Regions from separate parts of the Homo sapiens genome. Here all the other regions are linked to region 1. Evidence: chromatin contacts called from ENCODE Hi-C or POLR2A ChIA-PET data. All regions are on one chromosome and are shown on one strand. Each heading gives the region's core, a stretch centred on a gene start or an enhancer-like site at or near the end of the contact. The rest is flanking DNA. Distances are from core to core; before and after follow the strand shown.

What was found. A loop is a pair of places that touch in the nucleus more often than their neighbours do. ChIA-PET counts read pairs that join two places held with the same protein, here RNA polymerase II (POLR2A). Pooled maps may share reads with other maps.
Region 2: a loop to region 1 is called in a map of ascending aorta, with 7 times the contacts of the local background. The contact joins the promoter of MMD here to the promoter of TOM1L1 in region 1. A Hi-C loop is called at or near these places in 1 of 168 maps with a recorded cell type or tissue (ascending aorta) and 6 of 50 pooled maps.
Region 3: a pooled map shows a loop between it and region 1 (2.9-fold over the local background). The contact joins the promoter of PCTP here to the promoter of TOM1L1 in region 1. A Hi-C loop is called at or near these places in 1 of 37 single-sample maps with no recorded cell type and 4 of 50 pooled maps. POLR2A ChIA-PET finds 5 or more read pairs at or near these places in 1 of 52 experiments (HepG2).

Annotation. Positions count from the first base shown.
Region 1 is chr17:54,899,356-54,903,519 of GRCh38, forward strand. It overlaps TOM1L1 (target of myb1 like 1 membrane trafficking protein), which reads left to right and starts at 1,497. Exons shown (of 16, transcript NM_005486.3): 1 at 1,497-1,568. The coding sequence starts at 1,511. It overlaps LOC124904033 (a long non-coding RNA gene), which reads right to left and starts at 1,382. Exons shown (of 2, transcript XR_007065854.1): 1 at 1-1,382. RefSeq lists a silencer at 1,172-1,511 and enhancers at 1,592-1,701, 1,722-1,811.
Region 2 is chr17:55,420,332-55,424,824 of GRCh38, forward strand. MMD (monocyte to macrophage differentiation associated) reads right to left here and starts at 1,504. Exons shown (of 7, transcript NM_012329.3): 1 at 1,339-1,504. The coding sequence starts at 1,364. RefSeq lists a silencer at 1,445-1,904.
Region 3 is chr17:55,748,062-55,752,437 of GRCh38, forward strand. It overlaps PCTP (phosphatidylcholine transfer protein), which reads left to right and starts at 2,990. Exons shown (of 6, transcript NM_021213.4): 1 at 2,990-3,183. The coding sequence starts at 3,043. RefSeq lists a silencer at 2,788-3,127.

The DNA.
Region 1 (4,164 bases), core at 247-2,746:
TTTTCAACAGTGTCAGCAGAGGCTATAGTGATGAGTAAGGAAGTTGATAAACGGCAACATCTGAAATAGCTACTCGCCCTGAATAGGCAGGTGGAGAATATTAGTTACACGTGGGACAAATCCCATTATGAGACATATCATCACAACAAGAATATTTCATTCTAGATTTTAGAATCCCAGGTTTTGGCTCACTTTGGTCAAGAAAAATTATAAATAATTGAGTTACAGATAATTAAATGTTAGCCTCCTGGAGTGCATGGCAATTGGTTTTGACCTCTATATTAAAATTCACAAGACCACGGACATAAGTCAAAACAGGTCCCCTTCGTCTCCCTAGTCACCATCTCCAGGGCTAAAAAACAGACTTGAAATGGGTGGCAGTTAGACTACAGGAAACAGGATCTACAAGCACCAGGAGCTCATCTATGGCTATCTGACATCGCCTGGGGACACCTCACTCTCTGGCAGGCTCCTGCTGGCTGGAGATTGTTAACATCGCCAATCAGATGTTAATTGAATGCAAAGGAATAGGAAATAAATTCTGGTTCTGAAGGGGCAGCTGGAAAGGTGTTGGGCTTCTCAGATTCCAACCTACATTACAAAGCAGGCCTAAAGCCAAGCATACTCCTTGCCAGAAGAAACGGAAAGCCCCTCTCCCGTTTTTAGAATCAGGCTGGAAAACACGGCTCCCAGAAGGTGGGGTTAGAAAACAAGAGCTTGCGAGGCGGCGCCCTGTGGTCCCTCGAGGAAATAGTAGAGAGACAAAGAGGGCCTGCTCCTGGGAAGCCCTAAATTCGAAGCCAATCCTTCCTCCTAGACATGACCACAACTTTAAAGGGCAGGGCGCACACCTCCCCTCCCGGATCTCTAGGACAAAGGCAGGTCGAGGGTAAATATTTCTAGTTATTCAGTATATTCAGTGGCTAACTATTTATTTTGTGGGTACCAGACACCGACATAATCGGTTACGTCCTTCCCTTAATTCTCATAATTCTGAGGTTTGTGTTATTAACCCCCTATTATCTTTGGTCTACCCAGGGCAGCCAAAGAGGCGCAGAGAAGAATGACAAGGTGCCCAGCAAGCGGCAGGATCAAAGCCTGGGTCTCTAATTCCCAGGCTGGAGATTCTGGGCTGCCTGCTCCTCCTGCACGGGGCGAAAAGCCCACCTGGGATCCGAGCGGGCGGCCGCGCCACTCTCGCAGGCTCCATACACCCGCCACTACCCGCCTGTACCACCTGCAGCCGGCAGCGCAGCCTCCTCGCGGGTCCCGCAGGGCGCGCTGCAGGTGCGCTGGGCGTCCCGAAGCCCCGCCCTCGCGTCCCTGCCCCGCGCCCAGCTCCTCACGCTCGGTGCCCGCGCCCCGCAGCGGCAGCGCAGAACGCACCGCCTCTGCCAGAGCCCGGGAAGCGCTCGGGCGAAGAGGAGGAGCCAAGGGTACCGAGCGGGTGGAGTCGGGAGCCGGAGAGCGGTGGAGGCGGATTTCCTGGGCCCGGCCCTCTGGCGCTACCATGGCGTTTGGCAAGAGTCACCGGGATCCCTACGCGACCTCCGTGGGCCACCTCATAGGTAAGGAGGCGCGGGGAGAGACGCCCAGGCAGGCAGGGGACCGTGGGATCCTTTCCTGCTTGATCCATTCTCGGCCTGCAGAGGACGGAGTTAGTCCAACTTGAAAAAATTATTCCCCTCCCCCCGCAACTTTCCCAAGGCACCCGCATTCCACCCGGCCCCCTTTCGTCGTTTCCTTCTTGGCCAACTCACTGTAGAACCTCAGTCCTCAAAAATGTACCTTCCTTTCGATGCCGCCTGGGGAGTGGAACCAAACAGGTGAACCGCGGGAGTCAGGCATGGAGTGTTTGGGCCTCCACGAGGAGACACCAGAAACTTCTCGGTAGGGGAAGTTATTCCTAAAGGCACATTCTCCAGGGCACGGTATTGTTATGCCCGTTTTACAGATCAGAAGAGGAGGCTCTGGGAGACTAAGTGATGTGGCCTTACTGTGAGGGGCAGGTCTCCCCAAACCAGTTTTCTCTAGTGCCAAGCTTATACAACCTGGATTACTTTTCTGGGTAAACAAAGAGAATGAAAATGCTTGGCATTGGAGTGAAGAGGAGGGGAACATAGGAGCCATCTGGGGCCACGGAGGTCTCTCGCAGGCCACTAGGGACTACACCAGCATCCACCTAAATGATTTCTCTCTCCTCCGGATGTACCTTGCATGATGTATGTAGAAGCCAGTGATTGGACTCCTACCAGCACCAGCTCACTGCTCCTTCTTTTCCCTGATTCCTCCCTTGGGAATTGGGTGTGGCACGAGTGCATATTAATGCCAGGCAAAGTGTGATGATGTCAGGAACTTAGTGGGGTGATGAAATCGTGAGAACCTAGTAGTTGTAGTAAAGAGGCCCAGATTTGGAAAATTTAGATCACAGCTCTACTAACTGCTGTGACACCGAACACACCACTTAAACAGAACCTTAGTTTACACATCCTTATAAGATGGTCAGAGTAGCTACCATTGAGGAGATGCTTTCCCTTAATGGCTGTGCTTTTTTGGATATTAGAATGAACCCCAAGCAGAAATGGATTCAGACTGTGTCTTCATAGGCAAACGAAACTTCAGCAGTTCTTCTGCTTAATTTTTTAATTCTGTAAACATGGACTAACTGTCAGCTATGTGCCTGGACCTGGATCAGGCACTGGTGAGGCCAAGGTGAGACGTGGTCTCAAACCTGAGGGAACTCACTTTCTTGTAGAGAAGACGGGCACAGTTTTGTGTGGCACCTTTGCAATGCAAGAAAATGCAAAACACACAAAACTTAGGAGAAGGGAGAAATGAATTCTGCGTGGCTTTTGAAGGGTGAATAGGAGTTTTCTTTTCTAGGGAGGTAAGCTTTGTCCATTCGGTGCCAGATTCAAGTTTTTTGTTGTTGTTGTTTTGTTTTTGTTTTTGTTTTTGTTTTGAGACGGGGAGTGACACCCAGGCTGGAGTGCAGTAGCTCTCGGCACACTGCAACCTCCGCCTACCGGGTTCAAGCACTTCTCCTTCCTCAGCCTCCCGAGTAGCTGGGACTACAGGCACATGCCACCACGCCAGGCTAATTTTTGTATTTTTAGTAGAGATGGAGTTTCACCATGCTGGCCAGGCTGGTCTCGACCTCCTGACCTCAGGTGATCTACCCACCTCGGCCTCCCAAAGTGATTGGGATTACAGGCGGGAGCCACCGGGCCCCGCCTCAAGTGGTTCTTTTCCTGGATTGAAAGCAAGCTAAACTTTGGGGTTCCCCCAAGCAAGTCCTTATTCTTCCCCTTCTCTATCTTTTTTGTTTTTTTCTCCATTTCCCCCAGAACCCGGTGTTTTCATGCTTAGGGATCTTGTCCTTCTCTTAGGAAGATGTTAGCGCATTCATACTGAGTGTTCCATTACCCTTTCCAGATAACATCTTGTATTCTTAAAGCGGCTGTCTGGAGAGGGAAAGATGCCTGATTATCTAATCATAGGGTTCCAAGTGCAGAAGCATTCTGGTCAGCCTGGTGCAGCTGTGGTTAGTTTAGATGCTTATTATTATTAGTTCGGATAGTTATCCAGCGCCAGTTTGAAATAATTAAGGCTGAAAGTAAAAGTGTATGCAATGGAAGTTTTTACATAGTTGAGGTAAGCAGTGTCTTTGCAAGTATTGGTTGAAGTTATAATAATTGGTAAAATTAGAAGGAATCGTGAGATTAAGATGATAGGACAATAAACGTATTACTTTTATTTGGAGTTGTGCCAATGTTTTGGCTCCTAAGAACAACGGATTACTTCTCTCCTTTAAAAGTTCTTTCCTCCTGTCCCCCCAGAGAATAAATTATTTTTAAAAACAAACAGTGGGACCAAACAACCTAGATTTGAATGCCAATTCTACTTCATACTGACTGTATAACTTTGGTAATTTCCTAACCTCTCTGAACTTCTATCTCATCATCTCTCACAGTGGGTTAAATGAAATTGCGTATGATAAAATACTTAGCACTATGCAGTTCACCTTCTAGGTAGCTGCTCACTAAGCCCTAGTTCCCTTCTCTGAAAGCCAGGCAGGCGGAGATTTAGCTGGCCTGGCCTGGGCCTGTGGCCAGCTGTTGTGCTTGAGGTCTTTATTAATAGGTCACTCATTACTGTTGCTGC
Region 2 (4,493 bases), core at 254-2,753, 520 kb after region 1:
AAGTCAGAACACTACGGTTCCATTTTGCCCTTAGACACACCGGTATGAAGTTCCACTGGGGGAACAGTGCCAAGCATTCAACACCCTGACTGATAAGCAATATATTCAGAAGTCAATCCAAGTCTTCAAGCTGATCCCCTTCCTGGTGGCCCAGACCATGGCAACTCTTCTGTGCATTTGTTGCCTCCTTTACCCTTTGGGACTGGGGGAGGAATGAGATGGGTGAGAGGGCAGTGAGGGCATGGAGATTGGAAAGAAAAAAAAAATGTGTACTTTAAAATTCTGAAATAAAAGGTAGTGTCTAAAAACTCAACAACCTTCTTGGAAGATTTCATGCATTTCTTAAAATTTCCCCTGTCACTGCACCCCCAGCAAACATGCTGGTGGTGAAGGTCCGGGAATTCACACAAAGGGATGCAGTTACCATATGCCCTGGAGAGGTGAACTTTCACCCACTTAAACAGAAAAGAAAAGCCCGGAGTTCCTCTCAGAGTCATGGGCTAACCTCCATCCATTGTTAGACGGTGGAGCCCCAGAGGGGAGTAAGGCCACGGCGCCCCCCAGCCCGGCATTTCCACCAGCTCTACAGTGAATGAGCAGTCGGCCAGCCTTCCGGTGGCGCCTCCACGGTTCCTCCTCCTCGTTTCCTAACACCGGCGCCTCCACAGCAGGTCTCGCCACCCGAAAGCTAACATGCCCCTTCGCAGAGCCCAAAAATAGCACCGCCCTGGGACGTTCAGCTGGAGAACCAGCAAGGCCCCTACACGGCCAGGCAGGGCTAAGCTGGCGGAGCGTGCCTCAGTTTCCCTGTTGCTAGGGCCGTTCACAAAGCACCCAAAATGCCTAGCACCCCGCTTTACGACAAATCTCTCCGCAGGGCGCCACCCCGTTCCGCGCGCCCCGGGAGACCCCCACCCTGGAGGTAAAGGGATGGAGGCCAAAGCCAGGTCGGAGGACTCGGGGGCGGTGCCCGGGGCTGGGGTTCGGGTTCCCAGAGAGAGCCAGAGCCCAGCCTGTATGGGGGTCGGGAGGGTGAGCCCCAGGAGCAAAGGGATCCCCGGGAAGGAGGACAGGCTTGGAGTCCCGGGGCCGGGAATCCATCTGAGGTCCGCAGATCGCGAGGGGAGACCCGGGTGAGGCAGGAGCTCCCATCCTTGGAGGAAGGGGATCGCCCAGGGACAGCAGGGTGGGGAATCCCCAGGGAACTGATCCCTGGCCAAGGTGCGGGATCCACCCAGGATGAATCCAGGTGAGGAGCCGGGAGCCGTGCGCTTAACGGCGGGATTTGGGAACCCGCTTCTGACACGGGCAGCGGGACCGGGACGCCATCCCTCTCACCGCTGGAATCGATTCTTGAACCGCATTGATCCTCTGCTCCTCCTCGGGGGCCAGGAGCTCCGTCTCGTCAGCACCGGCGGCCGGGCGCGCGGCCCTCATGGGCTTGGGCTGCTCCGGAGGCCGCCTGCGTGTCCAGCGGAACCCTTCGGCCGGGTAGGGTCGGAGTGGGCCAGGCCGGGGGTCGGGACAGGGCTGGGGCCAGACCGGGCGGCTGGGGGCGGGAGGGAGGCCGCTTCAACGGCCCCAACACCTCCCGCCTCCCGCCTCCCGCCTCCCCGGCTCCTCCGCCCCGGGGCTCCTGCGCCCCGCCCCGGAGCCCGGCTCCGCCCCCGCCGGCTCTGTTCGCCTGCGTGCACCCGCGGTCGCCGGCGCGTCAGCGCGCCGGTCAGCCAATCGGCACCCCGAGCGGCGCGGCGGCTACGCTGCCATTCATTCCCGCCGGGCTCGGGCAGCGAGGCGGGGCCTCGCTGGGGAGGGGCGGGGCGAGGGGAAGGGGAGGAGCGCGGGAACGCGGCGCCCTTCTGTAAGAGACAAGTTGGAGAAGAGATCGAGGGAGGGAGAGAAGTGGTGAAGGAGGAGATGGACCAGGAAATCTTAAAAGCATTGTGAAGAAAATAGCAGCAAACAAGCAGCCCTACCTCATTCATTTTTTCTTCATCATTAATTTCTCCATCCCTCCTTTCATTTATTCCTTCATCATTTTGAGGGCCAGCTCCCGCGAGGCTATTGTGAGAGGATCCAGGGCAGAATGAAAAACCTGTCCTTGTCTGACCCTTGAGGGAGTTGAGATCTCTGAGCGTCTTCTAACTCTGAGATTCAGTGAGATCCACAAAAGGAGGAATCCTCTGCAAGGATCCTTTTATGTTATCCTCCAGTTTATTTTTTATTTTATTTTATTTTTATCCAGGCAGCTTTCAAATAAACGAGTTGACTTGAATCAGGGTCCTGTCGCTAAACCTAAACTCAGAGGGCTTCCTGGAAGAGAAGTTCAAATAAAAATGAATGAATGGGCCAGGTGCTGTGGTTCATGCCTGTAATCCCAGCACTTTGGGAAGCCAAGGTGGGCGGATCACCTGAGGTCAGGAGTTCGAGACCAGCCTGGCCAACTTGGTGAAACCTTGTCTCTACTAAAAATACAAAAATTAGCCGGGAGTGGTGGCGGGCTCCTGTAATCCCAGCTACTCGGGGGGCTGAGATGGGAGAATCACTTGAACTTGGGAGATAGAGGTTGCAGTGAGCCGAGATTGCACCACTGCATTCCAGCCTGGGTGACAGAGTGAGACTCTGTCTCTCTCTCTCTCTCTCACACACACACACATACACACAGAATGAATGAATGGGTGATTTGTCGAGCCTTTCCAGGATCACTGATGGAAGTTATATGTGTTCCCTTCCAGGTATCGTGTCCATACCCAGCCCCCAGCCTGCAGGCTAGAGACTCTGAAGTGGCATGAGGCCAGCCTGCTAGGAGTGCTCATTCGACCTACAGTAAAGCATTGGAAAGCCAGGGAATTCTGTCACCCATAATTCTAGTTCCCTTTCCTTGAACCTTCCAGAGAGGTGCTTTCCATGCTTCAATCTTCCCAAGAGCTCCTCCAGATGGGCATTATCCAACTTATTTTACAGATAAGGCTGAGGCTTATAGTGGTCAATAAACTTGCCAAAGGCAAAAGTAAGGCTCCTACCTACCTTTCGCTAACTTTAAAGACCCACCTCCTTTCAGTACGTCAGACTATCTCTCCCTGTTTTAAAGCAATACACTTCTCTAAAACAAAACAAACAAAACAAAACTTCATCTACCCGCACCCTCAACACTAAATCGGGAAAATGAACCTGGAATGAAAGTCTGCTTCTTATCAGCTATGTTGGGCCACTGGGCTAAAACATCAGTGCGGGAGGGGAAGGTAACAAAGGAGATAGCTAATAAAGATAGATGAAAAATAGCCATGTGTAATAACATAAGAAGGGTTAAAAAATAAAACAAGGAAGCTCAATTGTAACAGATGTACCACACTGTTGGGGGATTTTGATAACAGGAGAGGCTATGTATGTGTGGGAAATCCCTGTACTTTACTCTCAATTTTTGAGTGATCCTAAAACTTCTCTGGAAAAAAAAAAGTCTTTTTTTTTTTTTTTTTAAAGGGCCAGGCACAGTGGTTTGCACCTGTAATCCCAACACTTCGGGAGGTCTAGGTGGGAGGATCGCTTGAAGCCTGGAGATTGAAACTAGCCTGAGCACCAAAGCAAGAGTTCATCTCTAACAACAACAACAACAAAATTAGCCAGGTGTTGTGGTAGGCACCTGTAGTCCCAGCTACTTGGGAGGTTGAGATGGGAGGATCACTTGAACCTGGGCCACAGAGTGAGATCCTGTCAAAAAAAAAAAAAAAAGAAGGAAGGAAGGAAAGAAAGGCAGTGCTGATATATGTTACAACATGGATGAACCTTGGAAACACTATGTTAAATGAAAGAAACCAGTCACAAAGAACTGCAGATTGTATGATTCCATTCATACAAAATTCCATTTATATGTCCCAGAACAGGCAAATCTATAAAGACAGAAAGTAGATTAGTGGTTGCCTAGGGCAGGGGAATGGGAGGGGATTGAGAAGTGATGGCTAAGCGGTACAATGGTTCTTTTGGGGTCTAATGAAAATTTTCTCAAATTGTGATAATGGACGTACAATTCTGTGAATATATAAAAGCCACTGAACTCTACACTTTAAGTGGGTAAATTGTATGGCATAGGAATTCTATCTTAATAAAGTTGTTAAAAGATTTTGAAAAATTTTAGTTTCTGTAAAAAGGTTGAAATAGAAATATCTGGAGCACAGAGATCGTCTTATTCATGTTTGTATTTCTTGGATACTTTTAACAGAAACTGACACACAGTAGGTGCTCAATAAAGTTATTCATATGAACTTAATTAAAAAATAACAAAACGACAACAACACAATGAGCCAACAGATGCCAGATCACATCTTATTAGTGATGTAGGAATGTGCAGAGATAAGAAGTGAACTGAGTATGATGAGCATAATGAGGAAGAGGTGCCAGAGAGAAGGAAGTCTGCAGATGGATTTTGATTGAGATGCTGGATGGTATCACTTAGCACAAACTTTCCCACTGGGAGAACAGCTTGAACAAGGAAGAGA
Region 3 (4,376 bases), core at 1,740-4,239, 850 kb after region 1:
CTCTGATTATTGGGCTTCAGTAAGAAGTGTTTAGCCTTTTCAATGTGTCCTTCGTGTTTCTTAATTACTCTTTCATGTTTTCCATTTCTTTATACCTCTGTTCTGCTTCCTGGGAATTTACTCATCACAGCTACTTTCTTATTCCCTGATCTCTCTTGAACTGTGGTAGGGCAACCATTTTACCTTTCTTTTAAATTTTTAATTTTAATAACTATATTTTGTATTTATGGAGGGTCTACTTGGTTATTTTTCAAAGTCAATGCTCTTCTCTTCCCCATCTGCATTCTGAATCACATTAAAGGTAGATGCTAATCAGACAATGGATCAGCATTTCACCTTTATTACAAATAAAGCTGCTTGGAGAACAGGGCTTGGGTTTGTGGCAACAATAGAATTATAACACTCTGCCTATAATCAAACTTGCCATCCAGGCACAGGCATCATTAGGAAACCTAGATTCTGGTGTCAGAGCCTGTCCTCTTGAGTCTACTATAAAACCTAAGGCAGATGAGAATGCATATTTTCTATGAGTAGACAGTTGCCAAAAAGGAAGAGCCAGAAGGGTTGATCTAGACCTGACCAGTAGTTCCTTCTCCTAAACTCATCAACTACAGTCATGCACATCATAATAACATTTTGGTCAATGTTGGATTGCCTGTATGATGATGGTCCCATATGATTATAGCACCATATTTTTATTTTACCTTTTCTATGTTAATTAGGCTTAGATACACAAATACCATTGTGTCACAATTGCATTCAGTATTCAGTACAGTAACATGCTGTACAGGTTTGTGGCCCAGGAACAATAGGCTCTACAATACAGCCTACATATGTAGTAGAATCTACCATCTAGGTTGGTTTAAGTGCACTCTATGATGTATGCTTTAGGATGCAATTGCCCGATGACACATTTCTCAGAATATATCCCTGTCATTAAGCAATGCATGGCTGCATTTAAATCACCCATCTTCTCCAGAGTAGGAGTTGAGCAAATGAGTGAGGTCAAACATTTCCCTAATGGAAGTTCCTCCACTGGGAAACACTGCATGGGGAGGTGGGGAGAGGACCAATCATCCATTCTAAGAATATTCAGGAGCTGGTGTTGCTGGCTTTCATTCTCTCTTCCCTTTCTGAAACCTGGAAGTATCCTTTTTCACTTTTCAGCTAAACCATGTATTTACAACTATTTTCAACACGTTTTAACCAACATTTCCATGTTTGAAGCCAGGAGCTTTAGTTGCCATTTTGCCAGAAGTTGTTTCAGAGAGTTTTTTTTCACAAAGGAAACAGGCTATTAAGGCAACTTCTCAAGAACAGGCCTTCCTGGATCCCTTTCCTAGCTGTTTTTAGACTTTAGAGATACCATAAAATATTTCCTAACATTATTCTTTCATTAACTGTAATAAAATAACTGAGTGTAAATCTCAGCATATTCAAGGATATATTTATTTTTCTCCTGAGTTTATTAGGCAACACACTTTTAAACACATACAATAAATACAATTTGAAGTGCGTGCTTTATATCTTGCATGATGTCGTTTGTGTTCTTATGCTTGTCTCCATTAGTCTATTGCCATATAGTAATAAAGCTTTATCAAATCAAACCTTTATAATGGATTCCTTGAAGATACTTGAAAATACTTCATAGCCAATAGTTTTTACACAATTGGTTTTTCAAGCAATGAATTTCCATTTAAATAAAATATGGATTTACAATACATAGAAAATTTACAAGGAGTTATAAAACAGTGGGAAAGTATGTCTAGCCTAAACTTTTGTGCATTTAGTCTAGGAAAATTTCACATCCCTCTTTCCACACCTATAAAGCCAAACAGAACCAGGACTGACTTGAGGAAAGCAATTATTTATCTCTGCTGTGTCTAACTAAGCAAGCTGCCAAATGTGATCATTTGCCTGATTGGAAAATCACATAAATTAAGACTTTGCCATCAACTTTCTTTCAAGTAAGGAAAGAAAAGCATTTCAATATAGTAATGCAAAACAAGTGGAAATTGTTATTGAACATTTACTTGGACGGGCACTGTGGAAAATTATTCCTTGTCCAACCACCTCCTCAGCTGTAACTGGTAGCACAATTCTTGACCCATTTTACAGATTAGGAAACATGAGTTTCCAGAGTTTATTGGCACTCACGTGGCTGTTACATCGTTTTGATGTTCAAACGACCTACTTTATTCAAAGTCAGGTAGTACAGTCTGCTGGTGGGAAATACAGTATTACTCAAGGGACTTCAAAGGAACAAGAAGATGTTTGAGTTGCACAGTGAGCTAAATTATGCAAGTTGCAGAAATCCTAGGTGGATAGTACGACACCTTTCAGATCAGTTTCTACCCTCAAGGGTGGCAACAACCTTGTAGATCCATTATGGATTAGGTTTCTAAACTGTTTTGGTGTTATGAACCCCTAGAGTCTTCTGGGGAATCCAATGGACCTCGTCTCAGAATAATGTTTTACAATGTATAGCAGAAAGAAGAGAAATTATATTGAAATACACTTCTGGCATTTGACCCCTTAGGATTTTTCCAGCATTTCTACTCTGCCCACCTCTCCTCTCATGTCTACCAAAGAGACTTTCTCTACTTTATTCAGAAAGGTAAATGAGAGACACTCAAACAGGTCTGTAGGTTATGGGAGTAGCAGGGAGTATGGGATAGGCTACTGAGGAGCTGTTTTTGAGGTGACATCACTGTCTCCCTTCCTTTTTCCCTTCCCTCTGGAAGCCTCCTTACTTCTCCAGCTCTTCCTTCCTTCCCCACATCAAGTCCAATTTTTCTCCTTTTACTTCTTGTCTATCCTCCTCACTCCTTGCTCAGCCCCGCCCGCTTTTCTAGGCCCGCCCCTCCAGGGCCCCACCCTCAGGCCGCTCCTCCAGTCTAGGCCCCGCCTTCTCCTCAGTTTCCTGCCAATGACGCTGGGGCAGCCGGGGCAGCCGGGGCAGCCCGGTCACCCCGCCCCCAGGCCCACACTAAGGGTGTCCGCGGCCTGCCCTCCAGGCGGAGGAGCCCGGACTGCGGAAGGATGGAGCTGGCCGCCGGAAGCTTCTCGGAGGAGCAGTTCTGGGAGGCCTGCGCCGAGCTCCAGCAGCCCGCTCTGGCCGGGGCCGACTGGCAGCTCCTAGTGGAGACCTCGGGCATCAGCATCTACCGGCTGCTGGACAAGGTAGCGGCCAACCCGCTGGAGGACCGCGGGGCCTAGAATGCGCCGGGGTCGACCTCCCCGCAGGGAGTGCGGGGCGGCAGTCGCGGAAGGGACAGGGGCGCGTCTTCTCCGGCTCAGGAAGGAGCTCCGCCCGGACCCTGTCTCAAGCTCTGGAGCTAGCGCAGGGGCGGTGCCTCCAAGTGACTGCCGTGCAGATCCAGGGGAGTTGGAAGGTCACAGGAGTTCAGCCTCAGGTCAGGCCCGACGGGGCATGTAGTTAGAAGTTAATGACAGTTGAAACGTGGGTCAGCTGGTTCCTAGGCCCGTGCACACGTCTGCAAGGGACGTTGATCCTCACTCTCCAATGCGTGTCAGTGGCATATGGGGGCTGGGGTGGGGGAGGGGCGGTATCTTAGGGCTTGGATATAGGAGGAAAAGAAACAGAACTTTTCAAGGACTGGATGTGCAGGGTGGTGTCAGGGGTTGCCGAGAAGGGCCCTACTGTTTTAGTGACTCGTTTCTTTTGGTTGTTGCCCCTTCCTTCCAAGTTGCTCTTAATAAGTTGAGTCCGAATCTTCAGGCAGGAGTAAAGATGTAGGAGGAATGGGATTGGTTGTTGAAGTCTTTGGAATCAGGTAGCCATCCAGGTGGAAGGCATTGCCCCTGAGGCCTGTCATCCAAGGCTTGTCATCAGTTGCTTTGTGTAATAGTCGCAGCATGGCAAGTAGGTTAAAAGTCGCCTGCAGGTAATGTGGGTGAAACTGAAGTTTCCTAATACAGGACCAGGATATTATAGTGTTAGAGTTAGGAGGATACCTCATGCTCACCTGGTTAAACCCCAGGTTTCATAGGTGAAAGCAACAGGCCTCAAGGGTGAAGTCACTCCTGAAATGGCCCAGATAAGTGAATAGCAGAGGTGGGATTGGAGGGTTCATGATCTTGTGAATGTCAAACATGTGGTTGCCTTTTTAGGCACTTGCATTTTTGTTTACATCAAATATAGTGTTTTTATATTTTAAAACAGAAAACAAACGTTTGCAATATTTAGAAGTTGCTCACCTGTTAAACAGGAATGAAAACTCTGCCTGTCTCATTGCAGGAATGAAAACTCTGCCTGTCTCATTGCAGGGTTGTTAGGGGGTTCAAATCCAATCTGTCAGATATGTGTGAAAATTTGATAGCTGTAAATAACTCTACAATGCACAGGACAGTGA